Regions from separate parts of the Homo sapiens genome. Here region 1 is linked to region 2. A link is a contact called in ENCODE Hi-C or POLR2A ChIA-PET data. All regions are on one chromosome and are shown on one strand. Each heading gives the region's core, a stretch centred on a gene start or an enhancer-like site at or near the end of the contact. The rest is flanking DNA. Distances are from core to core; before and after follow the strand shown.

What was found. A loop is a pair of places that touch in the nucleus more often than their neighbours do. ChIA-PET counts read pairs that join two places held with the same protein, here RNA polymerase II (POLR2A). Pooled maps may share reads with other maps.
Region 1: a map with no recorded cell type shows a loop between it and region 2 (6-fold over the local background). The contact joins the promoter of BLNK here to the promoter of ZNF518A in region 2. A Hi-C loop is called at or near these places in 1 of 168 maps with a recorded cell type or tissue (B cell), 7 of 37 single-sample maps with no recorded cell type and 6 of 50 pooled maps. POLR2A ChIA-PET finds 5 or more read pairs at or near these places in 11 of 52 experiments (Caco-2, H1, HepG2 and 7 more).

Annotation. Positions count from the first base shown.
Region 1 is chr10:96,268,471-96,274,748 of GRCh38, forward strand. BLNK (B cell linker) reads right to left here and starts at 3,099. Exons shown (of 17, transcript NM_013314.4): 1 at 2,882-3,099. The coding sequence starts at 2,928. RefSeq lists enhancers at 1,845-1,964, 1,995-2,044, 4,154-4,253, 4,740-4,789, 4,920-4,979.
Region 2 is chr10:96,126,438-96,132,491 of GRCh38, forward strand. ZNF518A (zinc finger protein 518A) reads left to right here and starts at 3,860. Exons shown (of 6, transcript NM_001330736.2): 1 at 3,860-4,315. It overlaps LOC124902486 (a long non-coding RNA gene), which reads right to left. Exons shown (of 2, transcript XR_007062254.1): 2 at 2,618-6,054. RefSeq lists enhancers at 2,816-3,720, 3,273-3,912, 3,721-4,624.

The DNA.
Region 1 (6,278 bases), core at 1,849-4,348, 140 kb after region 2:
CTACTGACAGAGAAGCCTACTTTAGCAGGCCTCGGTGGGAGCAAAGACATGAGAATCTGTGCTCACACCTCTCTGTGGTCACAAGCAACTTAGCCATCTCACCTATCTCTATTCTTATACAGCAGAAACTCTCAAGGTGATGACCCATCCCCACTGGGTTCATCCAGAACATTCCCTTTCTTCTTCATTTTGAGAATTCCTTGTCTCCTTCCAATCCTGCATGCCCTCCTTTCCTTGGATGACTCTGCTTCCCCTCTCCTCCTAGTAATTCCTTCTGCTCCACTCTCTTTTCAGTCCTGGGAATATACTCCCTGGATCAAGGTCATTCCTTTCAGTCCTTTGGATGGACACTCACTGTCCTTCTATTTTTGTGGCTAAGAATTTGAGCAAATTCTCACCTAAGCCTAAGAGTATAAACATAACTGTCCACTTTTATGGTCATCTGGTGCCAAATAATTACATGGTTAATCAACCTTCAGAATTGATGTCAACCAGTCAGGACAGAGGACACAAATCACAGGAGGCAAGTATTTCATCTATTGACTCCTCACCATCCTATCTATCTAATTATGGAAAAGAGTTAAGATGGTGCTTCGAGCCCATTGAGTTTACAATTTCATTTCTTTGAAAAGTTCCACGTCAACAGTACATTTTACCACAACAGGATGATTCTATAAAGACAACTGAGTAATCAAGTGGAAAAAAAGTTACTTTTATGTAAGCAGATGAGTGTAGTGTATGATTATCCATGGTATAATTTTGGTTTTCTATCCCATAATCTATGGTTGTATATTGCCCATCAACTACTCTGTGATCAAGCTGGACTTTGTCCCAAAGGGAGGAATCATAAAATGATTTAAGTTCTAGCACCTTTACTTAAATTCCCACCTGGATTCCCTGAAAGAGAATGCATTTCTGTATAGTTCTACATTATGGAATATGTCTGAAAACAAAAAAAAAAAAACATTTGGAATCCTCCTGTTCATTCAGAGGAAGGTGCCTAGTTAGTTTCTTTGCCATGTCTTTCTGCCCTCTCTTTCCCTCTTCCTTCTCACTGCCATGTCCCAAGTCCAGGCCTACAACCCTGGATGCTTGGGTTACTTAAGCGCTCCTCCCTCCCACCAGATCCCTGCCTCCAGTGTCCCTCCCACTCCAACGCATCCTACCAGGCTCCTTTAAGCCTACTGTCATGACATTGCTAACAGCTAACAGCATAACCTGTTCTCCAACTCCCTATGGTCAGGGCACTCACCATCCTTTGCAACCTGGACCCACCTTATTTGTCCAATCATACCAGGACCTTCAGGTCCCACATTCCCTACTCTTTAGTTTCTGCTGGACAGAAAACTCTCCTCACTATCCCACAAATGGACCGTACTTGTGTTAAGCTTTGAGTGACAGCCTCTGTATTTCCTCCCTCCCAGCACATAACATGTTTCCTCCAATTCTCCAGTATTTTATAATTTTACCCACCTCTCAAAGCCTACCTCTTAAAAGTATCTTCTCTATGAAACCTCCTCCTGCTACTCTAAGTCTCTTCTTACATTCCTTCTGTCGCTTACAGCTTCCATTGTATCACCCCCGCCCCTCATGAGGGTGTAGCTATTTGAGACCAAGGGCAAGAATGAGGTGCCTTCTTGTCCCGTCAGTGCTGATCACACAGCAGCACTCAACAGCATGTTCTTGAAATGGTTGAACACAGCTGATGTTGCCTACTGATCCCAGATCATTGATGCATTTCACATTACCTTTTACCAAGCACCTCCTAGGCATAAGACCTGTATTCTACTGTGAAGGGTTGTCCCTCTGCCAATCCAGACTTTCTCTTAAATATTGTCTCAAAAGCTTCAATTCTCTGGCTCATTGTTATCTGTGATTACTTGTCTGCTACATGTGTCACATCACCCCCTGAACATTTGGCTAAGTTCTAATATGTAGTCAGAATAGAAAACACTCCCTGAACAGAGGGGAACATCACACACCGGGGCCTGTCAAGGTGGGGGACTAGGGGAGGGAGAGAATTAGGAGAAATACCTAATGTAGATGACAGGTCGATGGGTGCAGCAAACCACCATGGGATGTGTATACCTATGTAACAAACCTGCACCTTCTGCACATGTACCCCAGAACTTAAAAGTATAATAAAAAAAAAAAACTGTTAAAAAATGTGAAAAAAAAACTGCACTCCCAGAACTTTAAAAGTTCCAGTCTCTGAAAGCCATGATGCCATTACAATGAGACAAAAAGAAGACCTTCAAAAGCAAAATTTGGGGAAGTTGTCTTTTCCATAGCTCCTTGACTCACGCCCATGGGGCCGCTTCTGGTTTATTCTTTTTGAGAGGCTTGTTATGGATATTGTTACATTGACATGAGGGCATTGGAAAGACAGATCTAATCCCCCCAAACACACTTGTCATATACACCCACAAAATAAATGAGACAATAAAACAATGAATAACAAATGATTACAGCTATCCTTAAAATTAAATAGTAACCTGCAATAAAATGGGTGAGGACTCAGTTTAGAGAAACCCTTCCTTAGAAAAGTTGGTTGCATTCAGATTCTAAAAGTTGACCTTCAGTAGAATCTAAGCCCTTGGCATTTGTTTTATTATCTTTCCAGAGCTTTACACTTTATTGTAAGAGGCAGCTAAAGCAAGTCTCTCTTGTTCCTACACATTTCTTTAAGAACTCAGTTCACTTCCCTATAGCAAGTGCCACCCAATGCTTTCCCTAAAAGCTCAGTCCACTTCCCTATAGTAAGTGCCACCCACTGGAAACTAGCAAAGCATTCCAGGATTTCAGTATTTCTGAGATGCCATAAGAGCACTGGGGGGAAAAAAAGGAGATGAAGAAGGGTATTGGGTGGGGAAAATCTTACCTCAACTTCTGACTGGCGGGGACGGTTATTTTATTAAGCTTGTCCATTCTGTTTGGTAATTGTAAGAGACACGAATAACTGTCCAGTGGTCACGTCAGCAGTTCCTGGCCCTCCTAGGGAGCAGCATGGTAAGCCTCTGGTCTCAAGGGTTCCGGCCACTCAAGTCTGATTTCTGAGAGTGCAGGCTGCTGGCAAACACCCCTGCTCTAGGGAGAAGTAAAACTTGCCCGAGCACATAGTCAAGTTTCATGTTTCTACATAATCATGTGATCTGGATAGCCAGCCAGCTTGGTGATTACTCCACTTTGTGTAAACTTTAATAATGAAACCTATTGGGCAGGCAAATTTCTTTCCAGCTGCTTTCTTTTACAATCAGATTTGTAACCAGGTTAGGACAAGTTTCTGGCTGGTCACTACTTCCTGTTTGTCCCAAACACATATAGTCTGTTTCCAGCAGGTGCATGCTATAACTGGGAACTTCCTGGGCTCAAGGAAAAGCAGAGTAATCAAGTCCATCTGAACCTCTCTTGGAGACTTTCTGCTTATTTGCATAAAGTTATGGATAAGCTTTTTCTACTTATAGAACCATTATATAAAAATGGCATTTTTGTGCTTTTTCCTACCCCCCGATGCGGGCAATACGTTTAAAAATAAATATCAGGTTGTCAGTGGCATGGTGGTAACAGTTTACTCAGAGAATTAGAGTATCTCTTTTTCTGGAGCTCTATTTAAAATGGGATGGGCAATTCTCTGTTCATCTGGGGGTAGGGATGGATGACTCAGGAAAGGGGAGATGAACTCTATCGTCAGATGTGCAGCCTCCTTATTGCCTGATAGAGTCAGGAGTTACCTCGCCGATAGCCAGATGCTTTCAAACAAACCAGGATGTACCCAAAAGTCAGATGAGAACAAATCTAACAGTTTCACAACAATGCAATTCCTACATCAGGCCATTCTGAAGTCCTAAAAGCAGAATGCCATTCCCCTCCTTGCATTTGCCTCTTTCTGTCCTGTCCACCACTTGCTCATCACACCCAGTGACACGCCAGACACGAGGCCATCTCAAGGTCAGACAGGTGGGGTGAGGCTGGGAGGAGGGAGCCATACCTGTAGGGGCTGAACCTATTCAGAGAACTCTACTTCCCTCCTGGAAGACTTTATATTTCCTTCTGCCTAATCTGAAAAATGCTGATTTACCTGTTGTTTAAAGAGCAGCCCGCAGTCCAGGGTCAAGGAGGAAGAAAATGGGAGGGAAGTGACCTTTTGTACCTGGACACACTTTTCTGCAGCCATTGAGAATGCCCTGCTCACCCTTGTGGAATAAAGTACACGTTTCCAACATTTATCAAGGGAACCAGTCTTCTCCTGGGTCAGAATACACAGCAGGACAAAGTAAAGAGCTCTCAGTTACCTCTCCTGTTGCAGACCCAAGATCTGGCTGAAGACAGTGGGGAAAGAGGAGAAGACAGAAGAGGAGAAGGAGGTGGAGGAAGAGGAGGAGGAGGAGGAGGAAGAAGCGGAGGAGGAGGAGGAAGAAGAAGCGGAGGAGGAGGAGACAGAGGAGGAGGGGGAGAAGGAACAGCGGCAGTGGTAGAGGTGGAAACCGTGGATGGATTTCTTCCCTCCTGTGCCTCTTCTTTGCACAAATGGATGTTCTGTCTTTTTCCAGGTAACCTTGATTATTCACATTCATCACTGCCTATGAATTTCTGGTTTGACCAGATGTTTAGGAGCAGAATCTTCAGAGCTGTTGAAGGGTGGGGCCCTTCTGCTTGGCCAGGACACTGACTTGGCCAGGCCAGCAAGAGAGCAGACAATGTTGCATGAGAAAAATGCAAGTGCTTGTCTCCTGCCATCATTCATTTTCCCCAATCTGGCTGCTCAATTTTCTTGCAGTGCATCCTGAAGGAGCTCTAGACCCTGCCTCCTCCTCTCCCATAGTTCCTAACTGAAAGAAACAAGTAGACTAGGATGGTAAAGGCACATACAATGTCATCAAAGATCAGGAAATTCAGGCTTCACTGAATGAAATGATAATAGTCAGCTCGTTCTTTCTGAATTATTGTAAAATGCACCCCATAAGTCACTTGACTTTTCTCTCCACCAACAACTTTGCTCAACACCTGGCTGACAACTTCATATTTCCCCAGAGAAAAAGACCAGAGGCAAAGGTTACACTTCTGCTTTTTCTTTTTACAGCCACTGGTCTTTCTTCTTTTTACTGTATTTAGTCTAACATGATGAAAATGAGAGACTGTGTTTCCAGACTGGACATTTTACCCCATGTGAAATACAGTGTGACAGCCTAATGTTCCAGGCCTGCCACAACTGCTTTGGCTTCTAAGTTGCTCCATGACTAAATGAAAATTTTAAATTATTTGACTCTAATTTTGAAGTGGGGAAAACCTGTTTTTTTTTTTTTTTTTTTTTTTTTTTTTTGAGACGGAGTCTTGCTGTCACCCAGGCTGGAGTGCAGTGGCACGATCTTGACTCACTGCAAGCTCCGCCTCCTGAGTTCACACCATTCTCCTGCCTCAGCTTCCTGAGTAGCTGGGACTACAGGCACCCGCCACCATGCCTGGCTAATTTTTTGTATTTTTTAGTAGAGACAAGGTTTCACCGTGTTAGCCAGGATGGTCTCGATCTCCTGACCTCGTGATCCGCCCGCCTCGGCCTCCCAAAGTGCTGGGATTACAGATGTGAGCCACCACACCTGGCCGGGGAAAACCTTTTTAAGCAAAACACAAAAAGGAAAAACAGTGGTAAATCTAGATACATATAAATTTAAACTTTTATGTGACAAATGCACCATAAATGAAAGTCAAAATACAAATGACAGGCCCCATAACTGGATTACCAAAAAGGTTAATGCAAAGATGGAAACTGATGATACCAAGCCTTAGTTGGTAACTTATAAAAGGAATGAAACCACACAACGTGGTTCCACAGCGCACACAGAACGATATACCATGATAAGCCTTTAAGGTCGGTCTACATAGCACAGTGGACATGGAAATTAATGAATCACTAGATTCACAGATGAGAAATTGACAATCCCAACCTTAAAGAAAATTTGGAGTGCCTATACACTGTTGCTAAAAGTATAAGGTGCAATGGTTTGGAAACAGTTTGGTATTTTCCAATAAATTTGATGGCATGCATACCTATGACCCAGCATGGATCACAGATATTGCGGAGCACTCCTAACTCTGTATATCAAAGCATGTGCTAGAATTTTCACTGAAGCACCATTTCTTTTCTTTTCTTCTTCTTCTTTTTTTTTTTTAAGATGGAGTCGCACTCTGTTGCTCAGGCTGGAGTGCAATGGTGCGATCTTGGCTCACTGCAACCTCCGCCTCCCAGGTTCAAGCAATTCTCCTGTCTCAGCCCCCCTGTA
Region 2 (6,054 bases), core at 2,610-5,109:
GTTCCGCTTTGTCTTTGATATTCTTCAATTTCATTATAATGTATCAGGGTTGAGTTTTTTTTTTTTTTTCATTATATCTGTTGCTGGACACCCCATGAACCATCAAACTTTTATTAAAAGTTTGCCTTAAGATGTAATGAGCCATAATAATCTACTTTTACAAGTTCTCAAGTATAATTTATTGGTATTAACATAGTCCATATGGCATTGATCTCACAGAAATCAAATTTATCTTTTAAACTACTTTAGACAAAAAAAACAAATTAATCTGCACTAACAAAAAAGAAAAGAAAAACCCTATACATTTTTATTCTTTTAAAACTTTAAATAATGAAATGTTCTATGCATATACAAGAGAAATAAAGGAGTATATATAACATATATGTGTACCAGGTTTGTTCTTAAATGTAATTAACAAGTATTCCACTTAATTCTTTTTTCTTTTTCTAAGGACTTGAATTAACTGTGCTATCTATTACATTACGCTCAGGATGCAGACAGTCTTAGGAAGAATTTGATGTGATTAGGGGTGGGGAGAGGTACCCTAAAATACTTAGGTAAGACCAATATAGTTTATACAGTTCATTTTAATGTTCTTTCTGTTTGAATATAGTATCCATGAAAAGAACTAAGAAAGAGGGACTATATCTTTCATTAAAACTTAATAAAAATGTCTTGGTCATCTAAGAAGTGTGAATTGAGAGGGAACTGTCAGGGATGCCAACCTAAAGAAAAATCTTTCTCATCCTGTGTTACAGTGTCTGAAATCTCATCTTTAGAATTGCTTTGTTGGATCATAAAATCTTTCAAATATTCAAGAAAATTCCATTGAACTGATGGCCCTCCATGAGGAATCATGTCTTATTTATTGCTAGCAGTTTCTGGCACATAATAGGTATTCAAGAAAATGTCTGCTGAATAAATATTAAACAACAAAATTGAAAAGAACATTGAGAAGAATAATACTTAAAGATCAACTAACACTTGTATGATAGATTGCCACAAGTAATTAAGCCGTATCTTTGACCAGGATGTGTAACCACTTTATGCTGTATCACCCAGGCTCTTCATATCTCTTTTTTTTTTTTTTTTTCCCAATTCTGATTGCACTTGATTATATTGTTGGGGGTAGAGAACCTGGGCTTGAGTTCATAGATCAGCAAAAAGAAGAGAGACATTTTTAGAGACTCTTACTATCCAAATTAATATCATTTAATCTTTTATTATCATAGTGCTTATGATGTACCAACTTATCTGTGTCTTAAAAGTATGTTTACATTGTTGTAAGAACAAATATAAGTTTGATTTAAGTATGATTTACAGGTGAGAATCCTTAGAGAGAAATGAATTTCCATTTATATATTATTTTTAGGAGAAAATTTCACTGTCTTAAAGTGAGCTGCTTTATGACACAGAGTCCATGAATCGTACGCATATTTTTTTTAATCCTTCCACCTCAGCCTCCTGAATCGCTGGGATTATAGGCACAAGCCACTGCACCTGGCATCAGTTGTATATTGAAAAGCAGAAAGAGGTTTGCAATCAAGATGGAAACTTCATTACTATCACCACCATCATCACTTTTATCATTTCCATTACACTCTTGGTGCAATGGCGTTGAGTACTCTCTTCAGTCTATCAAACAATATATAACGTGTTAGTTATATGTTGCACAGCTCTGAGAAGCTCAGAGGTTAAATGCTGTCAGCTAGTAAGCAGTAGTAAGGTCTTCAGAGGGATCAACTATTTAAAGCATTAATCTAGATGTCCTATCCCCATAACTATCCTTCTCAAGTAAAAAAGTATTCCAGAATCCTTTCCTAAGCTATGATTTAGCCTTCTCCCCTTTGTATCTTTTTCTCCCTTTTAATCATCTTCCCTTCCTTCTTGATTCACTCTCCTCTCTCCTCTCCTCCCTCACCACCCCACTTCCACTTTTTTTTTTCTTGCTAACCAATATGTTCAAAACCTGAAAGGAGATCAAGAGAAACCTTTCAGGTTTTGAACATAGAGGTTAGCAAGAAAAAAAAGGTGATATGAATGGTGGAAGAGGTGATATGAATGGTGGAAGAGAAAGGGGAAGAGATAAGGTAAGTCTGACTAATATTTTAATTTATTTTAACTTTCTCCAATTCTTCTATAACATAAATGCAGGTTTGCAAGGTTTTGTAGGTGAATGTATATGTAGAAGTAAAAATAAAGTTATAATGTGAATACTGTGGGGGGGGATGCAATATCTTAATCGAAAAAACAAAAACTACATCAAAACACAGAACAAAAAACTCTGTCCATTTTTCCAAACTAACATCGTTTTTTGTTATTAAAAGAAAAATCTCGTTCTCTCTCTTTCTGCTGTGATGTGTGTGCATGTCTGGCTTGCACAGAAATGAGGACCTGAAGAGAGATGGGTGATGTACGATGCGGAATAAAATCCACTTTGTAAACATGTTCTTCATTCCATAATGGCATCCCCTTTGGTATTTACAGAAGATTTCTCCTTGTGTGTTTTACACAAGCATAAATATGACTAATGTGAATTTCCGCTCATTCGCCTTTTCTAGGTGGAATTGTGTAGCCCAGTAAACACAATAATAAAGAAGGCTTCCTAAAGACAAAGTGAGGATTTCTCAGTGTGCTTTTTATTAAAGGATGGAGAAAATCTTGCATTTGGCTACAGGCTGACATTTTCAAAAGCCTGCCCTAAGACAATGAAAAATATGTATCATACACATATTTTAAAAAATTTTTAAAAATTATAAATGTCATACATGCTACTTAAGAAAACACGGAACATTAAAAAATGAAAAATCTGATCATAGTTTCACTTTCAATTTATTGGTATATCCTTCTGCGCCAAGGTTTTTTGTTGTTGCTTAAACGTTTGCCGCCACTTATTCCCTCCCCACATTTTAAAAGGAAGATAATTTATGTAGAATTATGTAGAAAGTGAGGTATCAATTAGTAGGTTGGATTTATAAAGAACAGAAGAGGAGCCACACTGGCCTTTGGGGTAAAGCCAACCATATTAACTGTCCAGCCCTGTTGTCAGGTAGAGGAAGTATTCGTTTGAGGGAGATGTGAGCCTCCCTCATTGTGAAGATAGTTTTTGATCAATTATTCAATATATACAGGTTTGGAGTTCAGTATGTCTTCTAGAACTACTGGCGGCAGCTTCTTTCGTTGACGTGGGCTACAATGGTTGCTAAAACCTGCGTGCCAGAAGCCAGAGGTGGGGAGGCGCCATTTGCTAAACCGGAACTGGTTAAAATCTCAGGGTGGAGACCATTCCCAGTCAGCAAGGGCTTGGGAAGTGCATACAGTTCCTGCTCCTGGTGTCTACTCTGAAGAGCACAGAGTAGACGTTTGTCTGCCATTTCACCGGCAGTAAGATCAGCAGCTGCTGGTGAGCAAAGAGGTAGTAGTGGGTCACTGGACTGGTGGGCGCCGGGGCCGCGCGCTAGATGGAGAGGTCAGCGGCGAACCCAGCTCCATGGCCTAGTCTCGTCAGACCGAGCGCGGACCCTGCCGGCCTCCGTTCTCTTCCGCTTGTCTCAGGTAAAGCGCAGATCCCTCCGCCGCAGCGTGCGCTCCCGGTAGCGCTGCGATCAGCTTTTCGGCAATACCCGGATGGAAGTGTAATGGCCGCCATCAGGGACTCGCAGGCAATGGGTACTACGACAGGTATTCCCCGTCAGCGGGACTGCCCAGACCTTTTAGGATGTCAGAACTTCTAGAGGGCCACCCAGCAGGCAAACGGCGAGTTTGTGGACCGTCAGGGTCCCCCAAACAGGTCCAGGGATCCGCCTCTTGTGAGAGGAAGCGCGAGTTAAATAGTCCCGGCCATTCAGCGCTTCCGCTTAACTTGCCGCAAAGTTTTTCTGGAGAAGTCGGGGTTTTTTTGCCGAGCGCTTTTGCCGACTGCTAGAGCTTACCCTTACTTTCTTAACCTGGGGTTGTTTTACTTCCGGGCTTTTTGAACTCTACACTCTCCTACATTCTAGGAGCTGGGTGGGAGTAGGAGACGGTGTGCCTCCGCGCTCCCCGCGGGGCAGCCGAACCCCGGAGGAAGGGGCGGATCGGGCGCGGTGTTTGGGGCGAAGCTGGGCGCGCGGCGCTCGAAGCACTCACTCGGCGGGTTTCGTGGTTGGTGGAGACAGCAAGGGCGCCCCGCAGACCGCACCCCTCGAGCTATAGGTTCGCAGGCCCGACTCGACGGCGTCCCTATTGCTGGCCCAGCGTATGGTCATTGGGGGCCATTTCTTGCAGAGATGCCCTGCTCCCTGACGCGCTCGCTCTTCTCCAGAGTTGGCCAAAGGTGCTCTTCCCCGCAGACCCTAACCACACCCAGTGGCAGTTGGATTTCTTTGTAACTGGCTTTCTCACATGTAGGGTTCATTTTGACTCTATTCGTTACATGGTGTCCTCTTTGTCAAGTAGACAGTCTCTTCCTAGGTGGCTGTGGTAATTGAAAAGTACATAGAGCGAAATGTATATAAGGAAAAATGTTTTAACTCTTAAGTGGACCGATCAAACAGATGTAGCTTTAAAGTTCAGAATACAACAGTTAAGACTCAGTTTTCTTTTTAGGTTTAAATTTGAGAGCAAGTAGTGTATGTGAGCTGTTTTAGTGCAAACATTGTTGAGTATGTTGTCAAACGTCTAAAAAACCCTAGAAAAATAAAATAAGTCAATGTTCAAGGAATTCATAAGAATGTTGGAATTTGTACAGTTGTCGCAGTGATAAAACATGAAGACACCAAACTGTCAGGATAGGAATTCTATTAACTTGAAAGTGTGCATGTTAGATCTAGTTACTGGTAATTGTTGAATTGCTTTTTCTGCAGCAAGGGGTCTGATTTGAGTGTACTCTAAGGTTGATATCCTCAGGTTTAATTTAAAACATTTAAATTGATTCAGTGAAATTTCCTAACATTTTTTGAGTTTAACTGCAAATTTATAGAAATGCATTCACTATCTTTCAGCAAAATTGTCTTTTCTGAAATTTATAAAGAGACATTGCGTTCTGTTAACACTTTGAGGGTGTTGGGATTTCCTGGGGAAGGTAAGCATAGTAAACGATGTTGATTTTTGCCATAGAAACTGTAAATTAGATCATCCCTAGATACAGAAAATTGCCAACAAAAGGGGAGAATAAAATGTAGGTATGTTACACAACCAAATGTTTCCTGTTTGTTGCGTGAAAATAAGTATAATTACCAAATAAAACGTTTTATATCTGGTTTTATGGAAGGACAAAAGACAGTAACCACAATGAACACCCACTGTGTGCATTGATAATGTATGAACTTTTAAATGCTTCAATTTTTTGCCATGGTCACACTTCGGATTCTGTTCTAGTCTCTCTGGTAATAGTATGCTGTAATCCCAGAAGTTTCTATATTTTGAAATATTACAGAGGGACTATACTTTAGCCTAGATCTATAATTTGACTTCAGGATATGCTTTAAATGCCCTTTAAGTGTATTTTTGTTGTTTACTTTTCTGTTTATAGTTGTTTAGAATTGTTCTCATTGAGGCATTGTGACATTGCATACTTTAGAGCACTTAATACTACTTTTTTTTTTTTTCTTTAAATGATAGGAGACTTGAATCTTGCCCACATTCCTTCAGGTATGCTACTGAAGGTTTTGTGGCAAAGTGCTATTAGCAGAACAAAAAGGTTTTAACACCGTCTTGAAATTTTTATTTATTATCTGGTCCCAGGTGTGTAGGCTGTGAGTATTTCAGTTCTATATGGGGTATTGGCTTCTCATGGTGAGCAGTTTTCATGGCATATTAGATACCAGAAATGAGTATTAAGGGTTAGTATTGTGGTGGTAGGATAACTGAATTGGAACCGGATCCAGATATTATTTCTAGTTTTGTGACTTTGGGCAAGGCTCATTTTCTTTTTCTTGTAATAAATGAAGATACTGAGTTAGATTGATTCTAAGCTTTAGGTTGTGACTTTTGCAAATTTGTGACATGTTATCACTGGTCATCAATGATGTATGCTTAAGTGTATAGAAGTTTTTTCTTAGTTTTTTTTTTTTT